Linked DNA regions of Homo sapiens: region 1 is linked to region 2. Evidence: chromatin loops called from intact Hi-C (ENCODE). Cell type or tissue: gastrocnemius medialis. All regions are shown on one strand. Each heading gives the region's core, and the rest is flanking DNA. Links, peaks and the distances in the headings are about the cores only. Region 1 overlaps COL21A1 (collagen type XXI alpha 1 chain). Region 2 overlaps COL21A1 (collagen type XXI alpha 1 chain).

Region 1 (16,967 bases), core at 5,077-13,076, 150 kb before region 2:
CTCATTGGTAAAATTGGGGAAGTAGAACCTACCTCAGTAGGGCTGTTGTGAGGAGTAAATGAGTTAACATATGTGAAGTTCTTAAAACAGTGCCTGGCTCATAGTAAGTGCTTAATAAGAATTTGCTATTATTTTACTTTGGGCCTTAATGAATGCTTTAAGCTGAAGCTCTCTTTTCTGTTTTCACCTCTGAAAGTGAGATCCTAAAAGGAAATAGTAATTTAGGTTATTAATTTGGTGTTCCCATGATTTTTCTGTTTTATTTAATGGGATAATTTGTCTCAGAATAAGTGAGGTACTTAAAGTTTCTCAGAAAATAATAAATTTAGAACAACATTTTTGTAAGGTCCCAGTTGATACTACTGTGGCTGGCCAGAGACCACACCTAGGGAATCACTGCTTTAACCCACTGGTTAACCCACTTGACTGGACATTTGAATCACCTGAGAACAGTTTTTTAGACTGTGTTCTGTGTTAGAATGTTTGAAATTTATTGTGAAAAGAGTAAAGTAATCATGTCATTTATAAAGAGAGTCCCTGGAACATATCTACACACTATATTCATGGGATTCTCATGTACTCATAGAATTTTTAGAATGGTTAGGGATATTAGAATTTGCGTAATATAAATGAGGGAACAGGTTTGGAGATGTCATTCTTAGCCAAGGGCTCATGAAGAGTTAGTGGTGGCACTGGATAACAATTCATATTTTTTTAGTACTTTAATCCTACTTAGTACACTTTTCATTCAACTGTCTTGCATTCCAAAAAATCAGATAATGTTGACAAAGAGACGCACAATCCAACTTACAGAATACAACTGGAATACTACAGTTATACCTGTTCCACTTATCACAGTTTAATTTCAGGGACATTTACTTAAAATATTTCTTTAATTAAAGAGCACTGAAAGCAATATGTTTACAATGCCAAGAAAATAAATCTGAAGTTATCAGTTGTGAAAAAGATAATTTTTTCACCTTTGTCACTTCAAAGAATTCAATATAATTTTTTCTCCTTGTTGTTTCTTGGACATTTTGGTTTTTACCAATGAAATACTCAGATAAATCTTTGAAAATTTCAGGAAACATTGACAATTTTCTGAAGTCCAAGCTTAGTGACCTTCTGGGAATCCTGCCAGATGCTTGTGTTTGATTCAGTGCTTAGTTTTTGTTTGGACTTGTCTTGTTTTCATCTAGGTCAATTTAGCCATGATTGCAGTGTTATGCTACCCCTTAACTGTTTGTTTATGTACTCATTGGTGTCGAGAAGAAAAGACTAAGGACCAAGAAAAGAGATTTTTTTAATTCAAAGTAAAATGTTCTAGCGAAGTTTGAGCTTTTTAGAAAGTTCTTTTAAAAAGATTCTTTGGAATTTTAGTCTTTTGCATTAATTACGTAATGGAGTAAATAAAAGCACTCAAAGCTTATTTTTATATTTTTATGAGAACCTTTAAATTCATAGGTGATTCAATGGAAACAACTTATTAAAATATTAAATTAATATACTTTAACATTTTTAGACCTTGTTGTATACGTATTTTGCAACTTTATTAGGAAGAGAGAGTTTGGTTCCACTTATAGGGTATGTATAGGCATGTGTTTTCCAGCAGTACTCAGAAGATGGAATATTAAAGATAAAACAGGGAGGAACATTCCTTGTTAGTGTTCACCCATTCATCAAATAACTATTAAGTGTCTACCAAGTGGTTGGCTATCTTAGGTAAAGGGGATTCAGACAAAAAGTTGCTAAAGTCTGTTTCAGAGAGTCTATTAATAGCCAATCTGCTGTTTCTTTTTTAAAAATGAAAAACTCCCTTCAATTCATTATTGAAAAATATTTTGTAAATACCTTGAACAATGTAGAAGGCAAAATGCTTCTAATTTAAATTTAAAAACCTCAACAAGCATAGCATGATGTATCACTGGATTTCTTAAACCATTTTTGATTGTCGTTTGACATAATACTATTTATTAATCTTTAGAAAGTGTTCAATGTGGTTTGAAGTAATGTCTTGGCAACAAGTGGAGAGAGATTATCCCAGAGAGAAGCATTGTGGAGAAGGTAAATACCCAGGTCCTGAGAATCAGGCTGCTCTCCACCGTTTCCCTATTGATCATCACCTGTTCTCTTTGGCAGTTTGCCTTTGGATCATTTTACAGCTCTTTTACTTTTTTTCTCCCTGTTCAGATTCCTTGTTAGCTAGCAACACTAGGCTGAGTTTTGAAATGAGATAAAGAGAAATATCAACTAGGGATGATATGTGTCTCAGTTAGCCCAGGCTGCTAAAGTAAAATTCCATACAGCAGGTGGCTTAAACAACAGAAATTTATTTCTCATGTTTCTGGAGGCTAGAGAGTCCAAGCTCAAGGTGCCGGCCAATTTGGCTTTTGAAAGGGCTCTATTTCTGGCTTACAGAGAGTGATCTTTTTGTTCTTTTCTCATGATGAAGAGAAAGAAAACAAGCTCTCTGTCTATTTATAAGGGCCTACCAGTCCTGAGGGCACCAGTCTTGTTATCTAATTACCTCCGAAAGGCCTTGCGTTCAAATATCACCATGTTGGGAGTTAAGGCTTGTACACATGATTTTTGGGAGGGCAGCTTTCAGTTCATAGCAACATGATAATTGTTTTAACCAGAGTGGTATAGGAATGGACAGAGCTCCTACTTGGGTGCCTATGGAATGGGGAGGGAGCAGGGTTGAAAAGGGAAAGTAAGATGCAGAGCTCTTAATGGAAGCAGAGGCACTTGGAACCTAATTCAAACTTTTGTATTTTTGTAACGACAGCAAACATGTGAGTGTGAAGTGTGAGCGATAGGTACCTATAATCTAAATTATGTGTCATTTCTACACTACTATTTAGATAATGTTAATATTGACATGTCAAATACTAAATAAAGGCCAAGAAGACCCTGGGCTGGGAAATGGCTTCTCATCCAGCCTGCCACCAACTTACTGAGATGCTGGAAGCTTAGAAAAGCCTGCAGTAAGGAGAGTTAGACAGGTGTGCTTGCAAAGTTCTCTTTCATTTTGCCATTTGTATATTTTTCTTAGTTAAAAGCACCATTATAGGCCATCATGGAACATCTAAAGGGTTGCATCTGAGAGCATCTCTATATAGAGTTTAAGTCAGCATGAAGTCATTGGATCCTTTAGGAAATTGGTCTACTGAGAAATGTAGAGTTTATTTATTCCTAAGATTCCTATTGAGGTATATCTCAGTTCATTTTATGCTGCTATAACAAAATACTTGAGACTGGGTAATTTATAAAGAACAGAAATTTATTTCCTCACAGTTCTGGAGGCTGGAATCTAAGATCAAGGCACTGGCAGTTCTGTTGTCAGGTGGAGGCTGCTTCCAGGGTGGCGCCTCATGGCTGCACCCTCCAGAGGAGAGAAACACTGCATCCTCACATGGTGGAAGACTAAGGGAAAGCCAGCTGAAAGCTGCCTGAAACCTCTTTTATAACAGCTTTGTATTATTCTGTTCTCACACTGCTGATAAAGACATACCTGAGACTGGGTAGTTTATTTAAAAAAAAAAAAAAAAGTTTAATGGACTCACAGTTCCATGTGGCTAGGGAGGCCTTATAATCATGGTGGAAGGCAAATGACACATCTTGCCTGGTGGCAGACAGAGAAAATGAGAGCCAAGCGGAAGGGGTTTCCCCTTACAATACCATCAGATTCCTGAGACTTATTCAACCCCATGAGAACAGTATGGGGGAAATCATCCCCATGATTCAATTATCTCCCACCAGGTCCCTCTCACAACACATTGGAATTATGGGAGCTATGATTCAAGATGAGATTTGGGTGGGACACAGGCAAACCATACCAGGCTTTAATCCCATTCATATTGGAGGAGCCCTTATGGCCTAATCACCTCCTAAAGGCCTCACCGCTTAATACAATCACATTGGCATCATGTAAATTTTGGAGGGGACACATTGAAACCATAGCAACATACTTGAATGTTCACTGAGGATGGTTGTTACTGTGAATGGTGAGTAATAACAGCTTTTTCTTCCAAACAAATTGTAAACTCTTTTTCATGATGACTAAACAAATTTATCTTTGACATCTATGTGGAAATTATATAAAAAATTTTTTTCACTGGTCTTTCCAACACTTGAAAAAAAATTTTAAATTTGAATTATGGCTTTTTGTTGGAAATCATGTTTATATGAGTAATCAAATTATATTTTTGAGCTCTAAATTACATGTTTCCCAAAATGTTAACAGTTGTGTTTGGGTTGTGAGATGGTAGACGTTTTTATGCTTTTCTTTGTTTTCTCATGTGTATTTTTAAATACATGTATTATTTTTATGATGCAAAAATGAATACTTAGATACATGCTTTGTATATGGAAACATTTGGAATTATAATTTCAAATTCCTATACAAGTGAGAGATAATGATTGTTAGAATGTGATTAATTGATGTTCCTATAATTCATAAAGTACATGTTGTGCCAGATGTACTTAGACACTAATTAGAGATGGTAATATCTGGTGAAGATGAAATAATTATTTCTAAAAAGCAGAAAATATTATTACTCCTTGTGAATGCAAAAAAATAGTTACATGCTCTAATACATTGAGGCCATATAGAGTAATAGCTAAGATTATGAGTGTTGTATGGTTGTGGCTCTGACATTTACCACTTGTGTGACTTTGTGCATGGTGCTTGACCTTTTAAAGCTTAATTTGCTATGTGTCAAGTGTGTATTCAGAGGACCTACTTCATAGTATGGTCAGAAGGTTTAAATAAAACAATGCACATAAACCCTTTGGCATAAGGGCTGGCAGATACAAAGTATTCAGATTAGTTCAAATTAGTTATTATCATAAGTAATTTTCTCCTAAGCTTTTTCACACTTACATTTGAATCCCTATGTTTTGGAAAGCTTGTTGCTTCTTTAGGTGAGAATATTCTTCATGTAACTGAGGACCTGGAGCAGAGGCAAATCCAGATTTTAGCCATTATCCACCTAGTACTTGGGAGAGGGAACTGAGAATGCAGGAGAAAGGTATCTGCTGAAGGTGGCAGGGCAGTGGCAGCTCTATCAGAAGCTTTTGAGGTAAAGCTTTGTGGCTGTAGGTGTTGATTCTGGGGTCCATGAGGCTGTCAGTCTTTGCTGTAATGGCACAGTTGTAGTCACTGTGGTGGTTGGGTGAGACTGAGGGTATCCTCAGGTCTCGCTTGTAACTGCAAGTGGTTTGTGGTGAGCTCCTGGATTTAGCAATTGTGGAGGCTTTTTTTTTTTTTTTTTTTTTAAGAAGACTGCCCCGAGTTTCAGCATCCACTGCCTTCTCAGCAGGTGCCTTCATGCTTCTGCAGTCCAGATTTGCTGTAACAGTATAGATATGCATCAATTTATCCATTCAACAAATATTTATTCAGCCTTTTCCATAGAGTAGATGAGGTGCTAGGGATGCAGCCCTAAATATGACATGATTCCTGTCCTGGAGCACTCAGTTTGTTAGTCAGTTTCCCCTTAGATTCTCTGGATGCCATGATTGGTTGTCATATCACAAGGCTCCCAGCCCTAATCAATTGCTGCTTATAGTAGAGTACTTTGAGCAGGTTGTTGATTGTTTCATACCCAGTAATGTGAAGGCTAATAATTGGAATATGTGGTCAGATCTATGTTCTCCTCAAAACTGTGGTGAAGTCTGTGTATGTAATGTACATAAATTTTTACATGGTATTTAGACTAACCACGTAGTCTATTAAGCTAAAAATAAAACAAAAACACCATAATTGAATTGAATGAACTGAGGCTTTATAGAATACAGCTGTGGAGGCACTGGGAGAATCAGAATCAATTACTTTTAGACTATACATCTCAGAATACTGGAAAAAATGTGAATATTTTTGACCTCTGATTCATTCTAAATTAATTAAATGAATGTCCAGTTGCCTCTGTAGAATAGTTAGAGCCATTTATGTATGTGTGTTTCCTTAACTGTGCCTCTAAATATTTTTAATTTTCAGGTAGAGAGTGTAATTTCACATTCGACATTTTTGGCCAGACTTATGACATTATTAAATGCTAAGGTTGACTAATTTAATAAATGTACATTTTAAATTATTCTATGCCACTTTGGATATGGTTGCTAAGTTGAGTTCCAAATCTCCTTTCTAGTAACCTGTCATATTTTTGAGCCTTTGGCCTAAAGAGCCTAAGCGAGATTAGAGAAGCAATTATATTTTTACATTTTCAAACTTGATTTGAACACTAATGACTTAATTTAAAACCTAAATGTGTTTATGCTTTCTACTTTATCTACTCTTTCATTTTATCCCTAAGGATTAGCATTTATCATAAAGTTAACTGAGGAAAACATTTTCCTTTTTAAAAATTTCATTGTTTTTGTATTGCCAATGCTTAGACAGGGCAAACCTGTTTTACTCAAGGGAGTGTCCTCAGGTAATCAGGACAGTATAGAGCTGCAGACTTTTCAAGTTGCAATGAAGACATGTAGCCCTGGTTCTTTAGAGTGCACTACTTTGCTACTGTCTATTACTGTAGACTCTAGAGAATTTTAAAATTTGGCTTTTTTTCCTTTCGAATTTTTCTTTTCCTGGGATTTCTGTTTTCTCAGAGCCATCTATTGATAGGTTCTCACGTAAAAACAGGGAGAAAAAGGCACATTTTGCTCTCATCAAAAGCTGTAAGAATGGATTTCAGTTTTTATAACCATTGTTTTCAATAGGGAGTTGAGAAGTTTTAAATGGAAAAATATAGAAATTTTAAACTATCAAGATGGAGAGGCACCACCAGGAACTCCCAAATAGTCATTACTGTATATTTCATCACTTTCGCAGCAAGGAGGTATTGTCAGCTGTAAAAACATTGAATATATGCCATATGAGAACAAGAGGAGCAATGAGTAGACAAGTTTAATTTCAGTGGCCATTAGGTACTTAGTAGATTGAGGCAAGCCATAGCCAGATTGCTTATGATACAGTTGTGAGATGGACTATTTTAAATACAATTTTTAGAAAGCAAACTAATACTCTGTTTAATTGAGTTCCATATGGTCTAATGCTAGAGGTAAGCACTGTGGAAGATATCATCTGTTTTTGTCATGATTTGCTTCATGGAGGAGATGGGGCTTGACCCAGCCTTTTGAAGCATGCTTCAGTTTGAACAAATGTTTCTGTTTAGACACACTCTAGTTAACACAAGTCATAGGGCTGGCAGTATCCTACAAATTGTTGTTCGTGATATGAGTATTGTTTATCCCAACAATTCTTGATGCCTTAACCCCTCCCTATAGCATACATATTGAGCATAGTTTCCAATACCAAACACCTCCAATGATGGGAAACTTTCTATTTTAGGGAAATCCCCATCTATTGGAAACTTTTTTCTTAAACTGAAAAACTTCTCCCTGGAGTTTCCAGGCTTTAGACCTAGTTGTGTACTCTGGGAGTGACAGAAACAAGCCTTATTTCTTTTTCCATGTTCCCAGCATTTGAAGACAGCTAATATATGCCCCAAGTGGAACATCATATTCTGAAACCACTTCTTTGAGATGGTTTGTGTTTATATCTCCACTCTTGTCAGCCTTCCCTAAACACATTCAGTTTTGATATCTATGGCCATTGGTTGCTTAATAGAAAGGATGTAGCCGTATTCTTTCCTCAATGTAGTTCAAGAGCAAATTAATTCTTGACAGCCAGTTCACATGAATGAATTCAATTTGGTATCAGCTAAGACCATTTAGTCAACTCAGACCTGTTGCTGTTAAGCCACTTTATTCCTAATGAGCATTCTACAATCCAAATTTTGGATCCCAGAAGTTTTGTATTTCTTTTGAATTTTGCCTTGTTGCAGTGGTCTCTTATTTATTCAGTTAAGATTTTTTTTTTGTCCAAAGTCTTCTATTCCATCAGTTAGTCATCTTTCAAGGTATGCTTTGTCTAGAAATTTAATTTGCAAGCCATCATCTCCCTCATTCAAATTATGAATAACCAATTAGACAGGGAAAAGCATAGAACTCTAAAACATACCACCAGAAACCTCCTACCAGGCTGACATCAGGTGTTATTCTTCATTAGGGGGCCATTTAAATAGTCTTATATCCAACTGACATTAATTCATTTTCATTTTTGAACTATCACGAACAGTATTCCCCTGATGTCAGCCTAGTACAGCTATCAAAGAAGTACAGGTTAGTTTTATATGATCTATTTTTGACACTTAGCAAGCACTGCAGAGTGTTCAGTGACTCATTCCTTTTATAAGTTTTGTAAGTGCTCACAAACAGAAGTGAGGCTTAGAATATTAAACAATCAGAAAAGCCAGAACATCAGCCAATTGGAGTGGGTTCAGATCCAGTCAAAACAAATGTGCATACACAATCTGTACAGCAACCTTGCTTTGTACCAGCTGAATATAGGCCTGGTTCACAATTGTTTTTAAACTTCAGGCTTGTGGGTTTACCAGAGGCATATATATGCATTGCTATTCATAGCTATTTCTGTTCCCTTTTGCCTCCCATTTCTTTATTGCATATACAGATTACTTATACCAAGTTTCTGTAAGTTTATGGTGTTTATTACCTAGACCCTGAACATTAATCTATAAGCCACAAATTAAGGTGTGTTTTCAGATAAGCCTTAGAGCTATGAATGGAAATGGCTTATTTAAGGGACTCAATATAACTTGCCTAGTAGGAATGGAAGGTTTAGGTGCGGAGAAGTAGGAAATAAGATGTTTCAGTATGCACGAACTGAAGTCCTTGAGTGGAAGCAATCACTGGAGCAGGGGAAGATGTTGTGTTTTCTGGATGAGGGGCAGTGATCAGTTGGCTAAGAATACATTTGTCAATAGTCTGCCAAAAACCAAAAGGCCAAAAGAAAATGACCAATCAGGAGAAAGGATAGCTTTTAAGAGATGAATATGAGAAAGCATGACAAGAGTGATTAAGAGTGTGTGATTTTTTAAGCAGAGGAAGATAAAGGAGGGAAGTGCGAGAGTATGGGTGAGGGAGCTATTGAATTGGGAAATGAGGAGGTCATTAGTCTTCAGGTGAGCATTTCTGCTGGTGATGGAGATGAAAGTGCAAATTTTTTGTATTTTAGAAAAAAAAATCCTAAATGTGTACTATTAGGGAAAACGTTGCCTTTTGTATTGATTATGAAGCAGTGTTAAAAATGATGTTTAACAGTAAATGTGTCTTTAGAGATAATAGAAAATATAGAAAGTAAATAACTTTATAGAAAATGTTCATGACAAAATATTGAAAGAAAATGGTTACAGTTTCATAACTTATTTCTTAGGAAGTGCATCTTATATAAATATGAAATATTCCTTTTTGATCCTGTTTAATACTTTTGCTTTGAATTCTATTTTTCATACTATATTTATTTTCTTTTATTAGTATTTACCTAGTAAATTATATTTCTGCCCCTTTATATTCAACATTTTCTGTCACTGAGTTTTAGGTGGATTTCTTGTAAACAGCATATACAAAGACTTTAAAAAACACAATTTCAAATTTTTCTGGATTCCAAATAGGCAAATTACCCATTCAACTTTATTATGATTGCTAATATGTTTGGACTTTTTCCTTGAAGTTTACTTATGTTTTCTGTTTTTACCATGCTTTCTTGTCTTTTATTATAATGATTTTTTCTGTTATTTGGAATTGTTTGCTTTATTTTCCTTTTCTACCAGTCATCTCTGGAAGTTATAATCCTATTTATATCATAATTGTTATAATTACATTTCTACGTATTAACTAAAACATATTTTCCTATTAATGGCTGATTGGTATCAATTACCCCCTCATTGTTTTTTAGCTTCACTTTTGTGATGAGAAGTCTCTAGACAAGCTAAATTTATTTCTTTTTAGGCATCCTGCCTCTCCCCCAAACACTTAGGATTTTTTTGCTCTATTCTTTGAATTATAACTTTTCACAAAAATATGAAATAGGTCTTTTTTTTTTGCCTATTCAAGCAGCTTGATATTTGTAATGCTTTTTCAGTTTGAAGAATCAAATGTTAATTTAGCTCTGAAATTTTTTCCTTTACCGTTTCTCTCCTATATTTCTCCATATGTCTCTTTTTAGTTTTTTCTTCTGAATATTCTTCTGAAATATTTTGTAAAATCTGTGTTCTTTTGCATTGTAATCTGGTAGAAGTTTTCAACTTGATTTTCCATCTAGCTATTTCCATCTTCAACTATATCCATTATTAAGTTTTTAATTTTCTAAGATACTAATTGATTTTCTCTTTTTATTCACTAATATTCTTACATATATATTTGAATATATCAATTAGATTTAACTGAGTCCTTTTACTGTTATTAACTGTTTCTATGGCTGTTAATGTATTCATTGAGCTCATGGTTTTTCTTCATGTTGCTGGTTTTTATTGATATTTGTTCACTCTTATTTGTTGCCTATTTTCGTGTTTGCAATTTTGTATTTAAGACTATCTGGAGCTTGCCCCCAATAATTATAAAGTTGGGCAATGTATTAGTGTCTTATTTATTGGATATGGCTGCTTCTTCTCTTGGGTTTTGCTTGTGGGGAAGCTACCTGGGGCCTGTCTTGTCAGTCTAGTCTAAGTGCCCAAACTCATAGATTACTGTGGATACAAATAGAAGGAGTTGCACAGTGTTCAAGAGGCCACTCTTCCTCATTTGTGTAAAGTATATCCTTCTCTGAAAGGCACCTACCTCTGTCAGAGCACTTTTCTTCCCCCTGCTCTGAGAATTCTTTTACTTCCAGCTCTGAGTATTATTGTTCTTCTAATCTTCCCAGCAATATAGGCTATGGAGTTGTAGAGGTATCCCATTCAGTGTTAATCTGACAATATTCAAAAGCACCTGTAATTATAGAAAGGAACAAGAGTCATTTTGATATCTGCTTTATTACTTCTACTATGTAGTGAACATTTTGGACCAAGCAATATGTGGCTCTAGGGATCTTGTTTGCAATTTCTTATGAAAAGCATTTGGATGATGTAGTAAAATAAGAGCATCTCCTTTTGGATAAAGTCTGACATACTGTAATTCTAAGACTGCACTTGGCACATGCTTGAGAAATGTCTGTTTTTCAGGATGAACGAAGTCCAGTGCAGCTGTTTCTGCTTTACACCATTGAATCTGAAAGTCCTTATAACAGAACGTAGCCAACTGACTTTGGAGTGAACAATGAGATAGGAGAGTTTCCCACCTCATGAATCTCCTGCTTTGTAGGAAGCAAACTTGATAACAATACTGTCTTGAGTTTATACAACATAACCCCTTTTAGAGATCTGTTCTGCAAGAATTTTTCAAAATATTTAATGACAGTATCAATGTTTGTAATTCACTTTGTCACACTAGTCTAACATAGCAGAGTTTAAAATATCTTTTTAAACATTGCATATTGTTCTTGTTTTCTAAGATGTGAGGCAAAATATTTACTAATTAGAATGATTTTTAGTTCTCTTGAGTTGCTTTTTCCCAGGATGTTTTCATTTTTTACTCAGTTGGAAGTATAGTATTGTCAATTTTCAGAATGCCAGACATAGATTTATTCAAATATAAGAATAAGACACATTCCAGTGCCCAATTATATGTCTTTCCCAACTCTCCACAATTTAAGGTTATATGTACTAGTTCTCTCTTGCCATCCCACTTGGCAGATAGTCAACATTTGACTGTAGTGTTCATTTGCTAACTTTTTTTGTGTGTGTTGAAAACAATGTCAAATAGTTTAAGAAATCTCATATGTTGGAGTCCTAAACCATATACTGCAAGAAATCAGTTGGATTTTTGAAGTGCTTGTTACTCATTTAAAAGGAAGAACATTTTCATGGGATTATTTTTCATCTTGATAGCTTAGCAATCAAAAAACTTATGAAAAGAGAATGATCTGAATGTTACCGTATATGTCTTTGGAGCTCTTTAAAAGTAATAGAACTAGCGATAGATATTATAATTTTGATCATAAAATGTTAATTATAGAAAAGTCATAACATATTAGATCTAGTGGATCCAGTTTGAATAATGAAACTGAATGACTTTTTTTGCAGCTTAGAAAGCTGATTATTAACCATGTATTTACTAGTATACATAATTGGTAAAATATTTAAGACAATAGAATGGTAGCCAATTGGAAATGGAAGAGATTCTCAAATTTGCTTATCTTCTCAGCCCCTGGTTTTACAGAGGAGATACTGAAGTCTAGCCAGGCTTGTTTTCTTGCTCAAATTCCTGCAATGTCTTAGTGGTCTTGGTTGGGATACAGAGAGTCTAGTTCTCAGTACTATCCTCTTTTACCCACACCTAGCTGAATAACGCCAGGAAAGAACTGAATATTGTGACTCATCACTTTTAAAAAAGTTGCTGTTACCGAACTGAATATAATGCTTCCTTTACTAACAAATGCAGGATGTTTATCATTTTTCCATACCAGAGCTTCCTTTTATATGGTAAGAAATCGCACACCAAGTTATTTTTGAAGATAGTCTTTTTATTTTCCGTTCTTTTAAACATAGTCATGTTTTATTTGGGTCTCCTGAATGTCAGGATGGTATTAATTCACATTGATTGTTTCTTCCTCAGGAAACCTCTTCTGGCATCCTTAGTAAATGGCAGTAGAGTCATCTGGGAGGTAAAAGAAGATTGTACCATGTGAGGTGTGTTTTATTCTTGGCTGGTCAGCAAGCATTTTTCCTGTAGAAACAAAAGGCTGGCTTTTGAACTGGTGGTGCTATGAAGGGTAGGTAGGAAAAAGCATGGCAGTTTATTTGAGGGAAGGGTAGAAAACACTGATTGGAGCTCGTATATTTAAGTAAGCAATTATAAACCTTTCACATGGGTGATAGAAACTAAGAGTTAAGATGAATTTATTTTGGAAATGAAAAATTTGAAACTAAATTGATAAATGACATGTTTCCCATAAACATGTACAGCTAGCGTATTTCAAATTTGTATTTTCTCAGTTGAAAATAAGAAATAAAACATTTAAAATTGTGCAATATTAAGCATGTGGTAAGGAGTTAGATACTCATACAAAAGGTATTTTGCAATTGATTATGGTTTTGAAGTGTGATTTCTTCCCTTAAACATCAAAAAATAATAAGGCTGATAAAAATCATCACCTTATAAAACATGACAATACTTTATGTTAATAACAATACAAACTAAAAAAAATTATATTACAATTCATCCTCATCAAGGATGCCATTTGAATTAATATAAGAAGTATATCTTTTCCTTAAAAAAATAAAATGAGGCTGTACGGAATTAAGAAAAACTTTGGAAACTTGACTTTTTTTATTTTAGGAGAAATAAAATGTAATTATACTCTTAGCACTTGAAGGATGCTAAACATTGAGTTTGCTTTATGATATTTCTTGACTGATTTATCATTGAGAGACCGTACTATTAAAAAAGAGTAAAATGTTGACTGAGTTCTTTGAGATTGATACAAGATTCCCCCAGCCTTTCACAGAGTCATAGGACACTGGACTAGAAAAACCTAGTATGGAAATTGTTATGTTTCCATATATCTGGCTTAGTTGGGACTCCTATAGAAAAATGACTTTCAATTTTTTTTACAGGACCCACAGGAAGAAATAAATTTTACATTGTGACACATCTGTATTTATTCGAAATATGTATACCAAATATATCATAATATTTACCTTTTGTACATGCAATGTGCTCTGACATTTTCTGTTCCCTTCCATTCTATTAAACACTGTTGGTCATAGACCACTGAGTTGATTTCAAGATCAACCAATGGATCGTGATTTGCATTTTAAAAAACACTACCATAAAAATCCCTCCAGTTTTTTGTTGCTGCTGGTGGTGGTGGTGGAGGGGATGAATTTGTACTTATAGGAGATTCTTATTAGTTCTGTTTGTCAAATAAATTTCAGGTACACAGTCAGATTACGTTTTCTGGCCCCATGATACTCATGGCCAACGAGCTGAGTGGAAATTAACATATATTTCTGCACTGGAACATTTATTTTCAGTGTGAGAACCTCCAGAGCTCTTTACCCTTACCTTGGAAAATGACCATACTCCTCAGACTCAATCCTAAAATGAGGAATGTGGAGCAGAGCCACTAGACAGCTCATAGTGGACGTAGAGTATGAGCAAAAAATAAATGTTTGTTGTTATAAGGCACAACAATTTTTGGATATATTTGTTACTCAGCATAATCTAACCTCTTGTGGTTAGTGTACGATAATTCAATTATGTGTTTTGCTGGTGGAGCAGAGTCTCCTTTCGAGATATTAACTTTATCTAAAACATATGTAAGTTTAAAAATATGTTTATTATTTCTGATTTTAAAATAATGCATATTCTGTTGTTTTTGAGACAGGGTCTCTCTCTATTGGCCAGGCTAAAGTGCAGCAGTGCAATTCAAACTCCTGGGCTCAATGGTTCTGTCCTCTCAGGCTCCTGAGTATCCAGGACTACAGGCATGAGCCACCATGCTCAGCTAATTAAAAAAAATTTTTTTTTGTAGAGACAGGGTTTCTCTGTATTGCCCAGGCTGGGCTTGAACTCCTGATCTCAAGCAATTCTCCTGCCTCAGCCTTCTAAAGTGCTGAGATTCCAGGTGTGAGCCATCATACCCAGCCAAAATAATGCATATCCTTTATAGAAAAGTTGGAAAGCATCAAAAAATAAAAATTACATATCCATAATGCTATTATCTGGAAGTAACAATTTTTGACATTTCTATGAAAGAGATATAATATCACATAATTAGCTTACTATATAGTTTTGCATTTTTTTGCATTTGTTCTTTTATTGATATTTTTAAAATTGTCATTAAGTATTCTTGGAACATTTGAATTTTATGCCTCTGTAGTACTCCATCATATGGATGAACCAGCAATTACTTAGTTATTCTTGTACTTTAGTCATTTGTTTTATTCCATACAAGGAGTTTTAATGGACTAAAAATCTCACCCTTGACACTCAAAAGCAAACAGTAAGCCAGACCAGAATCCATGTCCACTCACTCTGCTTAGCGTCAGTTGCATCTCCCCATTACTCAAATCCTGGCACACAGGGGGTCTATATATTCACCTGTCAAGTAAGCATTTTCATCTGTCCATACTTTTTTAGAAAATTAAGCACAAATTTCATGTATGAACCATTTCATGTCCATACATGAAATTTGTGCTTAATTTTCTAAAAACTAAGATGCTTTATATTTCTTCTCCTCTACCCTCTAGCAGGAAAATTTGGTTTATATTTCCTGAATTCTTTCAGGGAAAGACATCACTATCTACAAGACGTTCAAGCCAGAGGCTGGGGTCATTCTCTTTCTCCTGTCCACTGCAATCAAACAGTCATAGGACCTGGCCCGTTTTAACTCCTGAATGCCTCTCAAATCACTTTCTGCTCTCACTGTCCTTCAGGCCCTTACTGCCTCTCATTTGACTGCTGCCATAAACTTTCCATCTTCCTGTACACCATTCTCCCTACTGCTGCCATTGTGAGCTTTCTAAAATGTGAACAAGAATATGTTTCTCTCTGCTAAAAATCCCTCCTGTAGTAAACTTTAAAGACAAAGTCCACTCCTCTTCACTTAATGCAAAAGACCATGTTCCTGCTCTGTTTCCTGAGTACCTGCCCCATCATTCATTTCCTTCACCCCTCACCCCTTTCCCACTCTCCATGGGCGGTTCACTTCATAAATACCTTTTCACTGAGCACATCTTGTTCTTTAGTGATTTTAAGCATTTTCAGGTACTATCTTCCTGTCTTCTTAAGGTCATCTAGCAAATCCCTGGTTTGCCTTTAATTCACAGATGAACTTTACTTCCTCTCAGAGAATGTACCCATTTCCTCTCAGCCAGCCAGGAACTAGGTATTCACTCCACCAAGCTCCCAGTGCCTAGCACATACCTCCATTAAGGTCTCTATTATTGTATTGTAGTTATATATTTGATATCTTTTCACAAAAACCCTATACTTGCTGAGGCTATCACTAGGCTTTCTCATCTGTGTATCCTCAGTGCTTTGTACATTGCCTGAATAATAGTAGATGACTGTGCATATTGTGGAATGAATGGATAAACAGACAAATAGTAGTGGGAAAATATGTATTAAATTTTATCTCTTGATGATTCTTTCTTTTACAATCTAAACAACCAAGCTTCATGTATTTTTCATATCAGAACCAACTGTCAAGACAGGATCTGAAGTTCATTTACTCTGAAGTGTAATAACTGATAAAAATTTATGTCTCCCAAGGGGGTTTTTATTGAACAAGGATGGAATGCTTAATCTAAAGAAAGGAACCTTACTTAGTAGAATTTCCCACAGGCTTAACAAGCGTATGGGATTTGTTTTAATTGGGGATTGGAGGTGGGACTTAGAGGTTTTCTCTTTACTCCAAATAGTCCATAGGCTTTGTCTAGATATGAGACCAGTTTTCTTGCTTGCTGGCTCACAGCATGAACTAGCATGTCATATTACACAGCACATTCATTTTTGTTTCTATTATACAGCATAGATCATATGAACTTCACATCTGGTAAACATTTGTACATTGAATGTGCAGCTGCCAAGAATTGTGGTTTCTTGGTAGCATCCCAGTGACGCTGAGTCAAGGTCACAAAACCAGCATTGCAGAGTTTTCATGATCTGGAACTGTATCCTGCTTTTACTTATTGAGAAAGTTGCTCTCTTAGTTCGTTTGAGGACCTGTCATGGCACCATTTTAAGTTTGGAAAATAACTTGGGCGATTCAAAGTCCATTATACTGTTTGTGGGCTCCCCCTATACGAGCCATCCCACAGAGATGGGAATCTTATCTACTTAAAAAAAATCCAAAGAAAGTATTTCTTAATTCTTCTCAGTGACCTGTTTTCAAAGTTTGATAGTCTCTTCGAAAGTTTCATTGTCATAACAACATAACTCTTCCCTAATTTAGTTTTATCACCTTGCACTGTTTTTTATGGAAGTGAGGAACATTGGAT
Region 2 (16,967 bases), core at 3,577-11,576:
AATCATTTGCTTTCTAGTTCTCTGCTCACCAGCTAGCCCCATTGTGTACAGGGAGCCTTATGGCTCACAGTGAAAATTTGTAGGCAGGGACTGGGTTCTACTGTGAGCTGAGATCCCTGGAGCTCCATGAAAAGGAGAAAAAGAATGCCGTGTTTCCTGGATCTATGGAGGTGAGTGCATATTTCTTAATGAAGGATGGCCTTAGCAGTTTTATTTTGGAAATGTTTGCTGTCTCATTTTTCCAGGAATAAAGACATGGGGATCACTGTAGTGTAGTTGAAACACTGGCTCATAGAGGCTTTTATTGTTTCCTTTCCTCATGCCTTTCAAATTCTTGCTTAACCACATGTTATGCTTGTCTTTATGATGTAATGTTTACTGCTGAGCCAGTCCAAGTTACCATGTACTTAAGAGACAAGTAGATCTTTTGTTTAATCACCTTTTCTGCAGCGTGATTATTTGGCATATCAGTTTTATGCATATATGCAGAAGACATGCATAAAATTATTGGGGAACATTAATGATGAATTGCTGTGATAATTTCCCATGTGGAATTACCAATCTACTTTGTGATGCTAGTAAAGTGGAGGTATCTTTATTTGCCTGCTTGACTATATTTTTTATTTAGATTGAAAAGAAAGAGGAGAAAAACCCACTAGTTCTATTATTGTTTTTACTTGATTTGCAATTGTATGGTAAGATGTTTCAGTCTTTTGTACAGATTTGTAATACTTTTTCTCACCCCTTTTTCAGGCTCCAGGAGTGGTACATACCAAGTATGTGCCGAGTAAACCAACTTTAACTTGAAACTCATATATCTGCTATTACAAATTTCACACAGCAGTTCTTAGTGTGAAGGCAACCCACATGTAACAATTTGGATAGTACAATTTGAAAATTCAATTGTATTTATTATTGTAATAATGTAATTATGTATATAATTATTATAAAACAATATTACTACATAAAACTATTATAATAATTTATTGTCATAGTAATTATGTTTTAAAATCTAATTGAGAATAACTCTTATAATGCATTTTGAAATAGGCTTTATCTAAAATAATGTAAATGCTCAGTTTATCTGTAGGATTGACTAAATTTGTAAGCAATATCTGTAACTTTTTGGTCTTCTACAATATGACAGTTGGCAATGTAGTGACTGTGAAAATATTGTGTCATTAATTTTGACCTCACACACAAATGTTGGCTCATTATCTGTACAAATTAGTTAATAAAGTCCCACCAGGTTTAATCACAGATCTGTTTTATTCTTTCCTATCATAAATGACATAAATATCATTGACATAGCAAAACTGGACTACCATCAAACAATAACATAAAGTAACATTGTTGATTTTAAATTTAGAAGCTCTGTGTCTACGGCACTGATCATTTTTTTGTGTTGTTCTAAGAAATCTTTTTTTCTTCGATGGAGTCTTGCTCTGTTGCCAGGCTGGAGTGCAGTGGCACGATCTTGACTCACTGCAACCTCTGCCTCCTGGGTTCAAGCAATTCTCCTGCCTCAGCCTCCTGAGTAGCTGAGACTACAGGCGCGTGCCACCATGCCCAGCTAATTTTTGTATTTTAGTAGAGACAGGGTTTCACCATTTTGGCCAGGATGGTCTTGATCTCTTGACATCATGATCCGCCCTCCTCAGCCTCCCAAAGTGCTGGGATTACAGGCGTGAGCCACTGCGCCCAGCCAGAAGTCCTTTAAATTATTGTTATTGTAAGAACCACTGATAAGCATTAACGTATTTTATTTGATTTTTTCTCTTTTCTATCCATTTCTTTATAATTTGAAAGAGGCTTTATTGAGCCCTGAAATTTCAAGAGGAATAAATGCAATTGCAAATATGAGATGATGTATGATTAATTCTTAGAATGGATAACATATCCTCTAAGTAAATAGAATCTCATTATTGTTTATGTAGGCTCAGTAGTCTCACTGGTATGGGGACTGATTATATTCATCTCTGATTTGAAGAGAATGGATGAGAGGAAACTTACCATGTATACAGGATATCAAGTCTAACTTTTATGGGTTGATGTCATGTAAACAGACTTTGACTTTAACAATATGGATTTGAATTTTTTGGGTCCACTTATATGTGGATTTTTTTCAATACATATAGTGAAAAATTTTTTTGGAACGTTTTGACAGTTTTAAAAACTTGTAGATGAACCATGTTGCATAGAAATATTTTTTTAAAATAAAAAGTTATGCCATGAGTGCAAAAAATATATATAGATGTTAGTCTGTATTATTTACTATAATAAAAATTTAAAATTGATCACAACTTACATACACAAACATTTACAGAACATACATAGTGCCATTTGCAGTTGAGATAAATGTATACAAATGTAAAGATGCAATATTAAATCATAACTGCCTAAAATTAACTGTAGTGCATATTGTATTACTGTAATAATTTCATAGCCACCTCCTGTTGCTATTTTGGTGAGCTCAACTGTTGCAGGTATCAGCTTAAAATGCCATGTGATGCTAATCATCTCCATGGGAGCAGTTTGTCTTTCCAATAAATTGTGTATTACAGTAAAAAGTGATCTCAGCCGAGTGTGGTGGTTCAAGCCTGTAACCCCAGCATTTTGGGAGTTAAGGGGGGCGGACCACTTGACCAAGCCCAGGAGTTTGAGACTAGCCTGGGTAGCATCGCAAAACCCCATCTCTACAAAACATACAAAAAATTAGCCAGATGTGGTGATGTGTGCCTAGTGCCAGCTACTCAGGAGGCTGAGGTGGGGGGATCACCTGAGCCTGGGAGGTCGAGGCCCCATTCAGCAGAGATCACTCCACTGTACTCCAGCCTGGGTGGTAGAGTGAGTGAGACACTATCTCAAAGAAAAAGATCTCTTGTGGTTTTTTGCGTATTTTTCATTGTTTAGTGCAATACTGTAAACTCTGAATAACATCATGAAACACATAGGAAGTGCCACTAGTGATTTTGGAAGTGCTCCCAAAAAGCAGAAAAAAAGTTGTGACATTATAAGAAAAGGTTTTATTGCTTGATATGTACCATAGATTGAGGTCTGCTGCTGCAATTGCCCACCATTTTGAGATAATACAGTGTAAGGACCATTGTAAAAAAAAGAAAAGGAAATTTGTGAAACTGTTGCTGCAGCTATGCTGGCAGGTGCAAAAACTTTGTACTTTTTGCAAAATTCCTTTTTGTCTCATATTGAAAATTCAGCTTTTATGTGAATGCAGGATTGCTATAAGAAAGGCATACTAATAGACACAAATATGATTTTTAAAGAGCAAAATTATTTTTTTTTGAGATGGAGTCTCACTCTGTTGCCCAGGCTGGAGTGCAGTGGCGCAATCTCAGCTCACTGCAACCTCCACCTCCCGGGGTCAAGCAATTCTCCTGCTTCAGCCTCCTCAGTAGCTGAGATTATAGGCATGTGCCACCATGCCCAGCTAATTTTTGTATTTTTAGTAGAGACGGGGTTTCACCATGTTGGCCAGGCTGGTCTTGAAGTCCTGACCTCAGGTGATCCACCCACCTCGGCCTCCCAAAGTGCTAGGATTACAGGTGTGAGCCACTGTGCCCGGCCTAAAAAGCAAAATTATTATATGATAAATTAAAGCAAAACAAAGATGAAGAATTTATCAATTCTCCAGCTTTTTCAAACAAAAGCTGGAGAATTTAATGTCAGCAAAGGATGGTTTGATAATTTTAAAAACAGGTTTGGCTTAAAAATTGTCAAACACAGGAGAAGCAGCTTCTGCCAACAAAGCAGCAGCACAAGCATTTCCAGATGCCACTAAGAATCTCATTGAGGAGAAATGGATATCTTCCTGAACAAATTTTTAATGCAGATAGAATTGTCCTACTCTGGAAGAAAGAAATGCCACAAAGGACATTTATTAGTAAGGAAGAGAAACAAGCCCCAGGATTTAAGTCAGGAAAGGATAGGCTAACTGTACTGTTTTGTACAAATGCAGTTGGGTTTATAATCAGGACTTCCCTTATCTTTAGAGCTGTTAACTCCCAAGCCTTGAAGGGAAACTATAAACACCAGCTGGCAGTCTTTTGGTTGTATAACAAGAAAGCCTGGATGACAGAATGCTTTTTCTGGATTGGTTCCATCAATGCTTTGTCCCTGAAATCAGGAAGTACATTGCTAGTAAGGGACTGCATTTTAAAGTTCTTTTGATATTAGACAATGTCTCCAGCCACCCAGAACCCCATGAGTTCAATACTGAAGACATCTGAATGGTCTACTTGCCCCCTAAGACAATGTATCTAATTCAGCCTCTAGATTGTATAATAAGGAGGACCTTTAAAGCTTATTACACATGGTATTGTATGGAAAGGTTGTCAATGCTATAGAAGAGAACCCCAGCAGAGAGAATGTCATGAAAGTCTGGAAGAATTACACCACTGACGATGCTGTCATTGTTACAGAAAAAGCCATGAAGCCTGAAACATAAAATTCTACTGGAGAAAACTGTGTCTAAATGTTGTACATGATCTTATGACACAACCAATCAGGGAAATCACAAAAGAGATTGTGGATATGGCAAAACAAAACAAAACAAAACAAAACAAAACAAAACAAAACAAAACAAAAGGTGAAGGGACAAGGGTCCCAAGATATGGATCGTGGAGAGATTCAAGAGGTAACAGACACCAAATCAGAGGAATTAACAGAAGACAACTTGATGGTGATGAGTGGCTCCAAACCAGTGCCAGACTATGGGAAGAAGACAGAGAAGAAGCAATGCCAGAAAACAAATTGACATTAGACAAGCTGGCAGAATGGTTCGGATTATTTAAGACTGCTTTTGACTTCTTTTACGGCATGGACACTTCTATGATATGGGTACTGACACTGAAGCAAATAGTGGAAGAAGGATTGCTGCCTTATAGGAACCTTTCTAGATAAATGAAAAGCAAAAAATCGGGCAGAAATTACAGTGTGCTTTCACAAAATTACACCCAGTGCGCCTGCCTTTCCTGCTTCCCCTTTTACCCCTTCCACATCTGTCTCTGTCACCCCTTGAGACAGCAAGACCAACCCCTCCTCTTCTTCTTCCTCAGCCTACTTAACATGAAGATGATGAGGGTGAAGACCTTTATGATGATCCACTTCCACTTAATGAATAGTAGATATATTTTCTCTTCCATATTATCTTAATAACATTTGCTTTTCTCTAGTTTCTTTATTGTAATAATATAGTATACAATACATATAACATCCAAAACACGTATTAATTGACTGTTTATGTTATTGGTAATGCTTTCAGCCAAAACTAGGCTATTAATAGTTACATTTTGGGGGAGTCAAAATTTAACCGTGGATTTTCAACTGTGCAATGGTTTGGCACCACTAACCCCTGTGTAGTTCAAGGGTCAACTGTATATAAAAATCGTGTGGTGGGTTAAAACTCCTAAAATCCATTAAAGATAAGCACATTTAATCATGACAGGCAGAGTGTTAAGAATTTTGTTCAAAGGTTATAGCTTGGTGGAAAAATAATGTATATGTAATGGTTTTTAAGCAGAGGCATAAAATGGATTATTTTAAAATTTAATTAGTAGATAATCGTAAATTTAAAACCCCTGATGACAATCCAAGCTTAATACCTATAATACAGATAGTTTTCAGGAGAGTCTCACTTATATATAAATAATTTAGATATTTTTATATATAATATAAAATATATGAGACTATATGTAAATGAGAATCTTGAAAATTATCTGTATTATGAATATAAATATATTTATATATAAATAAATGATACTCTCTTGGAAATGATCTGTATATCTCTTGAAAAAAATATATAAAGAACACTATTTCTCAAGCTCTGATCCACAGAGTACCTCAAAATTACTAGAAATGCCTATTAAAATTCAGTTTTCTAGGGGCCATTCTGCTCCTGATAAATCAAAATTTGGGGTCAAAGCCCAAGAAACTAGATTTTTAATGGCAACTGCATGTGAGTCTGATGTAAAGTTTAATAACTACTGATATAGAGACTTTGAAACAAGTAGATCAAAAAGAGGAATATGAACACAGTAGGAAGACAAAAGTTACCTACTGGAGGAGAACAATCAGTTTTAGTGATATTGGTACAAGAAAAGAATTCTGACATTTTAATATTTTTCAGACCATACATGCTTTAATATGTATTTGTCTGGTTAAATAAGCTTTGATGTTGTCATAAATGATAATATGAAATTATATTTCCAAATGGGTTCGGTTTCCTTTGCTTATTTATAATATTTTGTGTTTTGTTTATTGACAAAAATAACAAGAACAAATCTATTTTGTAAAACAAAAATACATCTATATGCAATTGAAGAGGACTAAACTTGCTTATATGAGAGAGGTAAATCCTTACAAAGATAGAAATTAGATAACTTAAATTTATTAGTTTTATTATACCTTCAATTTTAATGAAATTTTTAGGTTATTATTTTTTCCAGATTTAAAAAATTTTATGTAATAGACAAAAGTAACAATCTGTAATTATAGATCTAATATATTACCATTTTTTGTTTTAGAAAAGTTCTATGACTGTGGGAAAATGGGGGAAATGGTGCCTGGGAAAGCTGATTTTGCCAAATGTCGAATTCCTAGCTCTCCTGTGAAAGAAAGTGCTCCTTAAACACAGCATTATCTTTCCCTGAGCAATATGAATGCCTTTGTCCAACACAGTGTACTTAGCAATATGTGAAAATTATCTGCAAGAATAACTCCCAAGGCATGAAAACTTAGCAAATGTGTTACACAGGGAGATCATAGCAGGGAGGTGTATTAAGATCTCCCCAGTATTGATTTCTGAGTCTGCAGTATAATTCTTTCCAGTTGTTCTAGTTCTCTTACCAAATGATAGCCGCAACCTTTAATATCTTTACTTTTTTATTTTGAAAGACCAACGTTTAACAGTAATTTCTTGAATGATTTAAATGTGAGGAAAATAACTCTTAGACATTTTTTGAGAACTTTTTAAGACAAGAAATTTGTGTGGGCCAACTTTTCATTTGTTTATTATTATGTATTGTATATTTGACTACATTTTATTAGTTTTATCTAATCCTTTTGTTCATTATTTATCACTTCTTACATATATTTATTTACTTAGTTTATCTTAAGTACTCAAAAAGTATAGAAGTTGTGTTGTAAATTTGAGTCTGCTTTCACTTACCCAAATTCCATTCCCATTCCCAGCAGTAACAATTGTTACTCATTTAATGAGATTATGTCTGGACTTTTTCTTTACAAATACATAAGAACATACACAATTTTTTTAAACAACAAATTGGATCCACTGAAACTTTTATTTAACTTTGTAATATGAACATTTACCATATAAGGTTATAAGACAATATAAAATCTATCTCATTTCATTTATAGCATAGCTATAAAGCAATCTAATCTCTCTTATTAATGTTTTTTATATATATATATTTTTTCTGCATACTTAGGCAATATTTTCCCCAAGGGATATATCCCTATAAGTGTGACTACTGGTTTAAAATATAAATTATGGTTTATTCCTGAATTTAAGTAGAAATGTCTAGTGTTTCACCAAATCTGATGTTTAAAATGGGTTTCTGATTGATTCAGACTTTGGTTTCAAATATTAGTTCTATTCCTAGATTATTGGGAGTTTTCACAAATATTGCATGATAAATTTTTAATAATGAATCTTTTGAGATGATTTTGTGTGTTTTTCTTCTAAATTGTTAATATGGGAATGTTATTAGTATAGTATATTATACGGATATATTTCTTTATATTGGACATTTCTTGCATGCTGAGACAAACCCTACTTAGCCATGCTCTACTTTTGTTCTGACACATGGCTATATTTATCTTACTAGCCTTATAGTAAGTCCATTTGCATTTATTTTAACAAATTACATCAGCTTGTAGATTTCTTTTTTAGGTATTATTATTGACTTAGTATTAGTAGCTTCATAATTTGAATTTAGATGATCATCCTTTTAATGCCTTGGAGGAATTTAAATTACATAGAAACTATCTGGTCCTCAGATATTAGATAATATTTCTGTGGTAGGCAAAATATGACAACTCCCTCCTCTCCCCAAAGATAGCCATAATTTAATCCCTGGAACCTGGTACTTTCCACAGCAAAGAGATTTTGTAGATGTGATTAAGGTTAATGTCCTTGAGATGGAAATTTTATTCCAGATTATCTAAGGAGGCCCAATCTGATCATGAGTAATTGAAAGTGGAAAAATACAGAGCAGGAATGGGGCAAAAAGATGTGACTGAAGAAGGACCTGACCCATATGAAGATAGAGAAAATGAAGGATAGATTCCTTGGGGCTGTAAACCAAGGAATGTAGTTGCCCCTGGAAGCTGGAAATGGACCTCAAGTTTACAGCCAGTAAGAAAATGGCTACCTTGGTCCTACAGCTGCAAGAAACAGAATTCTGCCAATAACCTGAATGCACAGGAAGCAGATTCTTTCCGAGAGACTCCAGAAAGGGGTGCAGCATTGCTGATTCTTGGAATTTAGCCCTGTGAGACCCATGCTGGACTTCTGACCCACAGAACTGTAAGATAATAAATGTGTGTTGTTTTAATTGCACTAAATATGTGGTCATTGGTTATGAATCAATAGAAAACATATTTAATTTTTTTTACTTTAATCAATGCTTGTCAATTGTTTCATTATTTTTATAAGAAAATGGGATTTATATTATATAAACATAAAATTCACAATGGGCTGTGTTATGCAATAACTAGTATAGAGATTTAGATGGAATAGCATACACATTTCAAAAATATGAGGTTATAAATAAGATATAGAAGATATTAGATTAGATACAATTTTAAATACCTAGTTATTTTTATCGTATAAATTAAGTTTAAAAATTCACTTATTAGTGTGTTTTCTTTATCAAACTAATTTCATTTTTTATTTGGTGGGGATGGTTAATGGTGCTTTAAAATATTTTGGTATGATTACCTCTATTATATATAAAATTCAAAAAAAATAGTAGAATTTTCCGGTTTCTCTGGAAAAGATTTAACTTCTATTTTAACTTCTATTCAACACCAAGTTAAAGTTTCTAAAGTTAAAAAGGGTCTTTGAAAAATTCACTTTTAGTTTTCTTCTTAATGAGAAATTGACCATAATTTGTTTTGAGTTATGTAGTAACAAAAAATGTACCCCAAAAATGTGGTAGGTACTTTTCAGGCTTTCAGAGGATCAGAGCCCATTTTAGAACAACTCTGGTATTATTTTGGAAATTTCTCTTTCAAAATGGAATTGATTTTAAGTTTTACATATGTCTATACATACATGCTTGTTTGTTTGTTTGTTTGTTTTAACACATCCATGTATTTCATATGCATTTCACTTACTGATATAAAGGGGTAGGTGGTTTTCCTGGACCTTTGGGCTCTGGTGGCTACATGACTTTCCCACCATGTGACAGGGGTCCCAGATCTCTTAATCCTTTCCCTTCCTCTCCAGATAGTCTTCGTCCTTGTCTGAGTTTTCGGGTTTGTTATTTTAATTTGCTAAGAATTTGAGATTTTGTCTTGTCCTGGAAAAGGATGCTTTTGCAACGTAACATTGTTCAGACTATTTTATTTGTTTATAAAAATGTAGAAATGCCTTTAGGTGTGGAAAAGAAATGCCAGTTACTGCAGTAGCCTTGAAAATGGCCTCCAAATGGCTTTTCCTTCCTATGATATCTTTGTTCTCTTTTTTTGTAGCCTATAAGGTGAAACTTGTGACACTTTCTGCTTTATTATAAACATGAGTAGCCTATATTTATTGGCTAAAGTATTTTCTACTTAAATTGTTTATCTTTGGGTAATTTGGGTCCTGTCCCAAGTGGGCCCTTGTCTACAGGCCAGGGTGAATAAGTTCATCCAACGTTCTTAGATTTTTTTTCCTTAAAGATTAATTACAGCATAATATGGGAATAGAAAACTGTTCATTTCCTTATCAAGGGTTTATTGCAAGTACTTGTATATTGGTTTCTTTTAGGTCTGGCAACTGCGAGTGTAAGTTACTTCTCCCTATAGTTACCTTACCACAGAATAATCTGTTGTAAATCATTCATAATGGCCTGCCAGTTACTGTGGAAAAAAAATAATTGAAAAACATTGCAGGGTTCAACTACAAATATATTTAATACTCTTGGTCATCTTTTTATGAACAAATAGTGATGAATTATTTAAAATATTTAAAAAGCAAAAGTCATGATAGTATTACTCTGTAATCAAGATCAGCCAAACATGAAAAGGAAAGGTATTGAATGGGGGGCAATGCCGACTTGTTGGCGTCCCCGAGTGGGGGACTTTAGATTGCTAGCATCATCCTACATATAATGGACATTTTTGGAAATGCAAGTAGGGAAAGGCAAGGTAGAAAGCCAATAAGAAAAAAAAAAAGAAAAAAGAAAAAGCCTTACAATGGAGAAAGAGGACAAAACGTAGAGACATGGAAAAAAGTTGACTTCAAGTATTTCACAACTTTCAAAGGTCAGGGAGGAGCTGTGAAGAGACAGTTATAAAAATTTGTTCATTGTCATGCCAGCACTGAGCTAAATATTTGTGAAAGCTAATTGATAGAATGTACCAACTCTATGAGATAGGTTTTATTATTTTCCCGACAAAGAAAACTGGGATTCAGAGATTTTACAGTTTAAATAACTGGCCTGGAGTGGATCTGCTATTAGGACATGGGCTGGCTGACTCCAGCATCTATTTTTTAGCTGCTTCCTATGGCTTCTACTATGCTCTTTACTGATAATCAGATTGGAATCTTTTTAGTTAATGAGAATGATACTTTCAACATGTGAATTTTTTCTTCATTGAATCTTTAAGAATGAATAAATCACTTCTTGATATAATGAAGAAAACATGTAATATACTTCTGATATTTTGATAACTGGATATTAAATATCTCTACCATTGTGTAGAAAGGTAGATAATTTGACATAAAAATACCATTAATAGTTTAGATCTTTTTTAGTGAATTGAAAATATTGCATTACTTAAAAGCAAATTTGATCTAAGATGGTCCAATTTCATAGATAAGTAAATACATTCATTACATATGGGGAGTATACTGTGATATTTTGTCTTTTCTAAGTAATATTGTCATAGACACATTCCCTTCATTACAAAGTATTCTCTAGGAAATAGAAGTCAAACCCTTTATTCTAAAGTATGTATTTCTATTCTTAACAACTTGTTTGTTGTACAGCAGTGGTTTAAATGGTTACAGAGAAGCTTCTAGAACAATTTTTTGTGTCAACATTCTTTAACCACAACATTATGCAGGATTTTCTGGTTGACTTTCTGCTCTTCCTCAAACCCAAACTGAAATCACAGAAGTAGAGGAAATATGTCCACTTACTCTTACTTCTTTCTGTCTTTACTTGGACATTGTCACAGTTGCCTGAACCCAAAACCACAGCGAAACAGAAAATAGTCTCCTTGGAAACACATTTGCTCTATAAAATAATTGTCACTAAATACTTTGCGATCAACAAACTGTTAACTTTCAAATGCTTTTGGATAATATTACTGCTAACTTAAAATTAGCAAAGTTTAGTCAATTTCAATACACATATTGGGAGCCCAGGAAAATATTAACTTGGAGAATTTTATTAACTAATATAGCTCTGAATGATTTCAGTTTCCCTGGTTAACCTCTCCCTCAATAAGCTGGTATTCTGTGCATGCTTGTGGTATTATATTAGTTTTGCCAAGAATTCCTTAGATAAATCAGGCCTATGTTTTGTTTTTGATATCCTGTAGTTTTTATATATTTTTACTTGGTATTTGTAAAAGAAGTAATAATTCTTAGCATAATTGGACATAGAAGATCCATTAGGACTTCATGGACATACATATCTATGAAATGTATGTAAATTTTTGGCCAGTTTGAGAGGATGAACAAAAAGAAAAGGAATTTTTTTATAGTCTGGAATCTCCCCCAAATAATCTTAATAGCAGATATATTGAAATAATGTAAGATTTGTGGCTATGTTCTACTACAGACCAAGCTCAGTATTAGAGTGTCTCAGATAAAAGAGTGTCAGATCAAATCCAAGGAGTAAACTGTGGGGAAATGGGCTCTCAAGGGCTTTGAGGAGGTGGAAGCCAAGGTGCTGTTCGTGGAAACCTGGGTATAACTGTTTTCTCCAGGGAAAGGATGTGAACTTGCTAACACTGGGATTGTCTTCAGGATATCTGTAACTAATTCTGCTAACATCACAGACTGTGTAAGGGCACAGGGACTTGAATAGTGATAAAAACTTTAAATAATTAAAGACTAGTAAGAAATTCAGCTTCTCAGGTCTGACACTGTCATCGGTAATCACATGTGCCCGTTAGGGACTCTGGGAGCCAAGGTTATTACATTGACAGAACTGTACCAGTTTTCCAGCATAGAACAATGTATAGCCACCTTCCTTCTGAGAAGAATTTACACACGTATTTTAGTTAAATTCAGAACTTGATCTCAACTTTTAGTGAATTTTCACACGTGTGTGGGTATTTGAATGGGAGGAGGTCACAGGGTGGTTTCACACCAAATTACGGTTCATTCAAATGGAGGCCCTTATTTTGAATAATGTTTATCTTAATTCATTGCATTGAGAATATACATTTTCTGCCTAAGAAGGTACAATTCATTTTATATTCATAACTCAGTGATTTTACTTTTACTTTATGTTTTAGAGTGCTTATTAGGTGTACTGTGATTGTGTTTTATATTGTTACTTCAAGGTATTTTTATTGTTTTCATATTATTCTCTACTTACGTTTATAAAGGCCTGTCTTTGCAACTAGATTGTGAGTCCCTTGTTGATAGTCATTGCTCACATACCACTTTTGTTCTCTGCAAATGGTATAGTGAAGTGGCAAACTGAATTGAGCTGAATAGAATCAAACTGAATTCCAATGTATGATTTGAGTTCAGATTTTAAAACTAGAACTATGTGTTTATGTCTTGCCCTATAATTGCGATTAGCACATTGATCAATAAAGGTTGTATTTATAAACTCAGGGTGTGAAAATAAAGATAATGGCAGATTCTCCCTGCAATAGAAGAAGACACTTGATCTCATTGTCAATGGCAGCTCTAGCACCTGCTGTGATTTACTGAAGAGTACTGCTTTCCTTTGGAAGGCCTGCTAGTGCAGAGGGTTTGCAAAGTCATACAGATGTGACCCAATTTTCTTGTCTTTCAGTGTCAATACATTTGTATAAATATAAATGTTGTTAACTGTTTCAGCTCAAATGTCACCAAAATAGGTGCTAAGAAAATGGAATAAAAAGCAAAAATTGATTAGTACAATCACTGTTTTGCATGATAAATGATCATGTTGGGTAAATGCATCAAAAGGCAGACAATAGAACTCTTCTGCAAGCAATAAATGTGCTAAATTTATTCTTAACTTGATAGAATTAACATTAATTTTTTCTGAATGTTGCTACAGACATGTGCATATGAGTTCAGCCACGTGAAAGAGTGACCTGTACTTCTTTATGTCTCTTCACAAACTGTGGTCTTCATATTCTTCATGATTGCATCAGTAAGGGAGTTATTAAGAGAAAAGATTGCCATTTTTTATATGAATATTTAGGTTCTTGGGTATTTCAAGGCTCAGGTGGGAGGCAATCATTTAATTAAATTAATTTTTAACTAAGGTGGTGACACTGAGGGCTTGTGGAACTGTTGCGCTAAATCAGAACTTATATCATTTAACAGATTTTCTTGCATGATTCATTAGAATACAAGAATGTGTTCAAATGAAACATCATTTTAATTTTATCACTCATGTGTTGGGGTGCAAGAACTGAGATGAATTTCCTCATAGTTTCTTTTTCAAAAAGCCTTTATTTAAAGCTCTAAATATCAGTAATATTCATATAATGCTATATCTCCTAAGTTGTCTTTTCCATATTGGATTATTACAAATAGCAATATTATAATATGTATACATTTGAAAATATGTTATTTACCAGTTAAAATTCCAATTGTGACTGTTTCTTCTTTAATGATAAAGTCTTCAATTTTTTATAAGTTAAAAATCTATTTTATTTGTTTTTAGGGAATCCCAGGATTTCCTGGAAACCGAGGATTAATGGGCCAAAAGGTAAGTATTCATGAGAGTTAGCTTTGGGCCTGGATCTGCTCATTTAATGCATTGTTGTCTACAATAAAATACAGTTTTACATTTGTGGTAACAGTTAATTTTTCAAATATTATATAATTTTAGAAGACGTTGTTTTGGCTTTACAAATTTGTATATATTGTTTTGTGGTTGTTTTATATAGATAATATTAATTTAGATTTACATTATATGCTTCCTCCTTTACTTTGTTACTTTTCAACTTTGTTCTCTAACATAATTATGGCATAATTTACTTCTTTATAGTTAATTTACTTAACTATATTTTTGAATGTCTTTTTAGTACAGATAGCTTGGTAATAAACTTTCAGTTTTTATTTAATTACAAACTTCTTTATTTTGCTCTTGTTTTGAAGGACAGTTTTGTAGACTATACAACTCAAGGTTGACAATTATTTTCTCTTAGTAAATTGAAGATTTTCTTCTATGGTTTTTTTGGCTTTCATTGTTAACTTTGAAAAATCTGCTGTCATTCTAATTATCATTCTTTTGTAAGTGATCTGTTTCTTTCTTTTGGAACCTTTTAAGGTATTTTATTTGTTTTTAGTGTTCTTCAAATTCACTACAATATGTCTAGATATGGATATCTCTTTATTCATCTTGCTGGGAATTCAGTTTGCTTCTTTGCTCTGTGGAATTATTTCCAGTAGTTCTGGAAAGAATCACCATTATCTCCATATGACCTCTGCTCCATTCTCTGTTTCTGGAATTCTGGTTAGACATTTTATTTTATTTCTTCTAATTTTATGCTCTACATCTCTTTTTAGCATTACCTACCATATTTCCATATTTTTGGTTGTCTTACATTCTGGTTAAATGTTTTAGATATACCTTATAGTTTACTTATTCTTTATTGTGTCTAATCTGTTAGAATGATCAATTGATTTTTTTTAAAAATGATAAACACTCATAATTTTCACTTTCAGAGTTTATAATTTTTTAAACCACAACTTTTTGTTCTTGAAGTCTCTTGTTATATTTTCAGTACTAATAGTCTTTCATGATTCTGTTTTTTTAATTTAAAAAAATCTCATATCTAATTCTAAATTCTGTTTCTAACAATTCTAATATCTGCAGTTAATTATTTATTACTTATTATTCTCATTCCTGTATCTTGCTGTCTCTTGTTTCTATATTGTTTATCATGAGCTCATTGCTTCATCTTAATTTAGAGGGTGTCCTGTCAGCCTAACTAGGAAATGAAGACCTGCCTTTTGCTGGTAGCCATGGATACCATTTCAGCCCCATTTGAAAGTGCTGAGTCATCATAGGTATTGAAGATTCCTGCTTCCTTTCCATGGCTGGCCAGCATTCAGTTTCCCAAGAGCTGAAGATCCACCCTCAGATACTTCCACTTTTCTTGGCTTCTACAGTTCTGTCTCTGGCATGGTTTCTGTATAGTTCAAATTCTCATAATTATAGCCCCAACTCAAAGTATATTTCATTAAAATGAGAGATCTTTGAATACCTCTCCTACTTCTTGGAAGACCAGCACTCTCTCACAGAGGATGTTCCTTCTAGGATTTTTGTTCTGGACTTAGAGGACCTAGTCAGCCGCATCCCTGGAAGTTGAAGTCTAATGCTGTTATTTTTTTAGTCTATTTTTCTTTATTAATTTATGTTCACTATCATATTTCTTAAACTCTATGATAAATAGAAAAATTTTTCACCTGATTTTTATTTCTGTTGTTTACCAACTCCATCTAAGCTACTAGGTCTTCCTTTGAAAGAATGGCAAATGTTACTACAAATGTCATAATAAAAATATTGAGAGTAAATCCTCAGACTCTATGCCAAGGTCTTTAAGGCCTTGCTCCTTCCTTACTGTAGTGGAAGAGAAAGCAGAAAAAGGTGAACTGATTGATATTCAATTGTCATTCCATTGTGCTTTGGCAGAAGCTTTCTTGAAATAAATTGATAATTTACAATTTATAATGTTTTTAATGTTTGATTTTTTTAGGGAGAAATTGGGCCTCCAGGACAGCAAGGAAAAAAAGGAGCCCCAGGGATGCCTGTATGTTGATGTCATTATCATCATACATCAAAGTGTTTGCAGTGTTGCTACTACCTACTAGGAGTTCATATTCGAGAGTTCATAAAAATGTAGGGGATACAGCAATAAAATATTTGAGGTCCATGAATTCCATTCTGTTGTATGAAACATATTATGTCTATGTGCATTTTTCTAAAAGAGTAAAGATTTCTTCAGTTTCTCAAAAAGTTGGCCACCCAAAAAAACATCAGGGACCCTAACTGTAGATAAATTAGAAAACATGTATTCTAGCTATTAATTTAAAAATACTAAGTACCATTAAGTCTAAATCTCAGTGATTTTTTTATTTTAAATTAAATTTACAAACATATTACACTAATGGGAAAGAATATGTATAGAAGACATAGTATGGGAAGCTCCTAAAACAGAGTAAATTATTTCAGAATTTTCAAGAGTGAAGATGGCATATGAAACTGATTCAAAATTATGAAAATTCATGTGTGCAAGAATCCCCCCCCAAATTTTAACTTTATTGCTAGAAGTGATGTTGATTTTAATATATGAATCAAATTGTCTGTTATAGGTTCATATTGAGATTATATTTTCTAATGATATAATTTTTTAATCCCTTTTCCTTTGTAAAGTGTGTTAAATATGTATAATAGTATTTAAAGTAGAATCTAAATTAAATCAAGTCCTAATTGAAAGAGTAGTTATCATTTTTTATTTTGAATGTTATGATTAAAGATACGGCCATTTTGTACCCTGAAGAAAGATTATCCAGAGAGTTTATTAGAATG

The links. A loop is a pair of places that touch in the nucleus more often than their neighbours do. Peaks named below come from ENCODE experiments on the same cell type or tissue, not always from the same donor. Only the 100,000 strongest peaks of a DNase experiment are listed, where the experiment ranks them.
Region 1: a loop joins it to region 2, with 2.2 times the contacts of the local background. A loop is called at or near these places in 5 of 110 quality-filtered maps.

Annotation. Positions count from the first base shown.
Region 1 is chr6:56,226,744-56,243,710 of GRCh38, reverse strand. All of the region lies in intron 1 of COL21A1 (collagen type XXI alpha 1 chain), which reads left to right. Among named protein-coding and RNA genes, the nearest start is that of COL21A1, 12 kb to the left of the region's middle. In gastrocnemius medialis, for the core only: no CTCF peak of the experiment used is centred there; no DNase peak of the experiment used is centred there; H3K27ac peaks cover 1,135 bases.
Region 2 is chr6:56,074,700-56,091,666 of GRCh38, reverse strand. COL21A1 (collagen type XXI alpha 1 chain) reads left to right here. Exons shown (of 30, transcript NM_030820.4): 18 at 14,094-14,138; 19 at 16,135-16,188. Among named protein-coding and RNA genes, the nearest start is that of COL21A1, 160 kb to the left of the region's middle. In gastrocnemius medialis, for the core only: no CTCF peak of the experiment used is centred there; no DNase peak of the experiment used is centred there.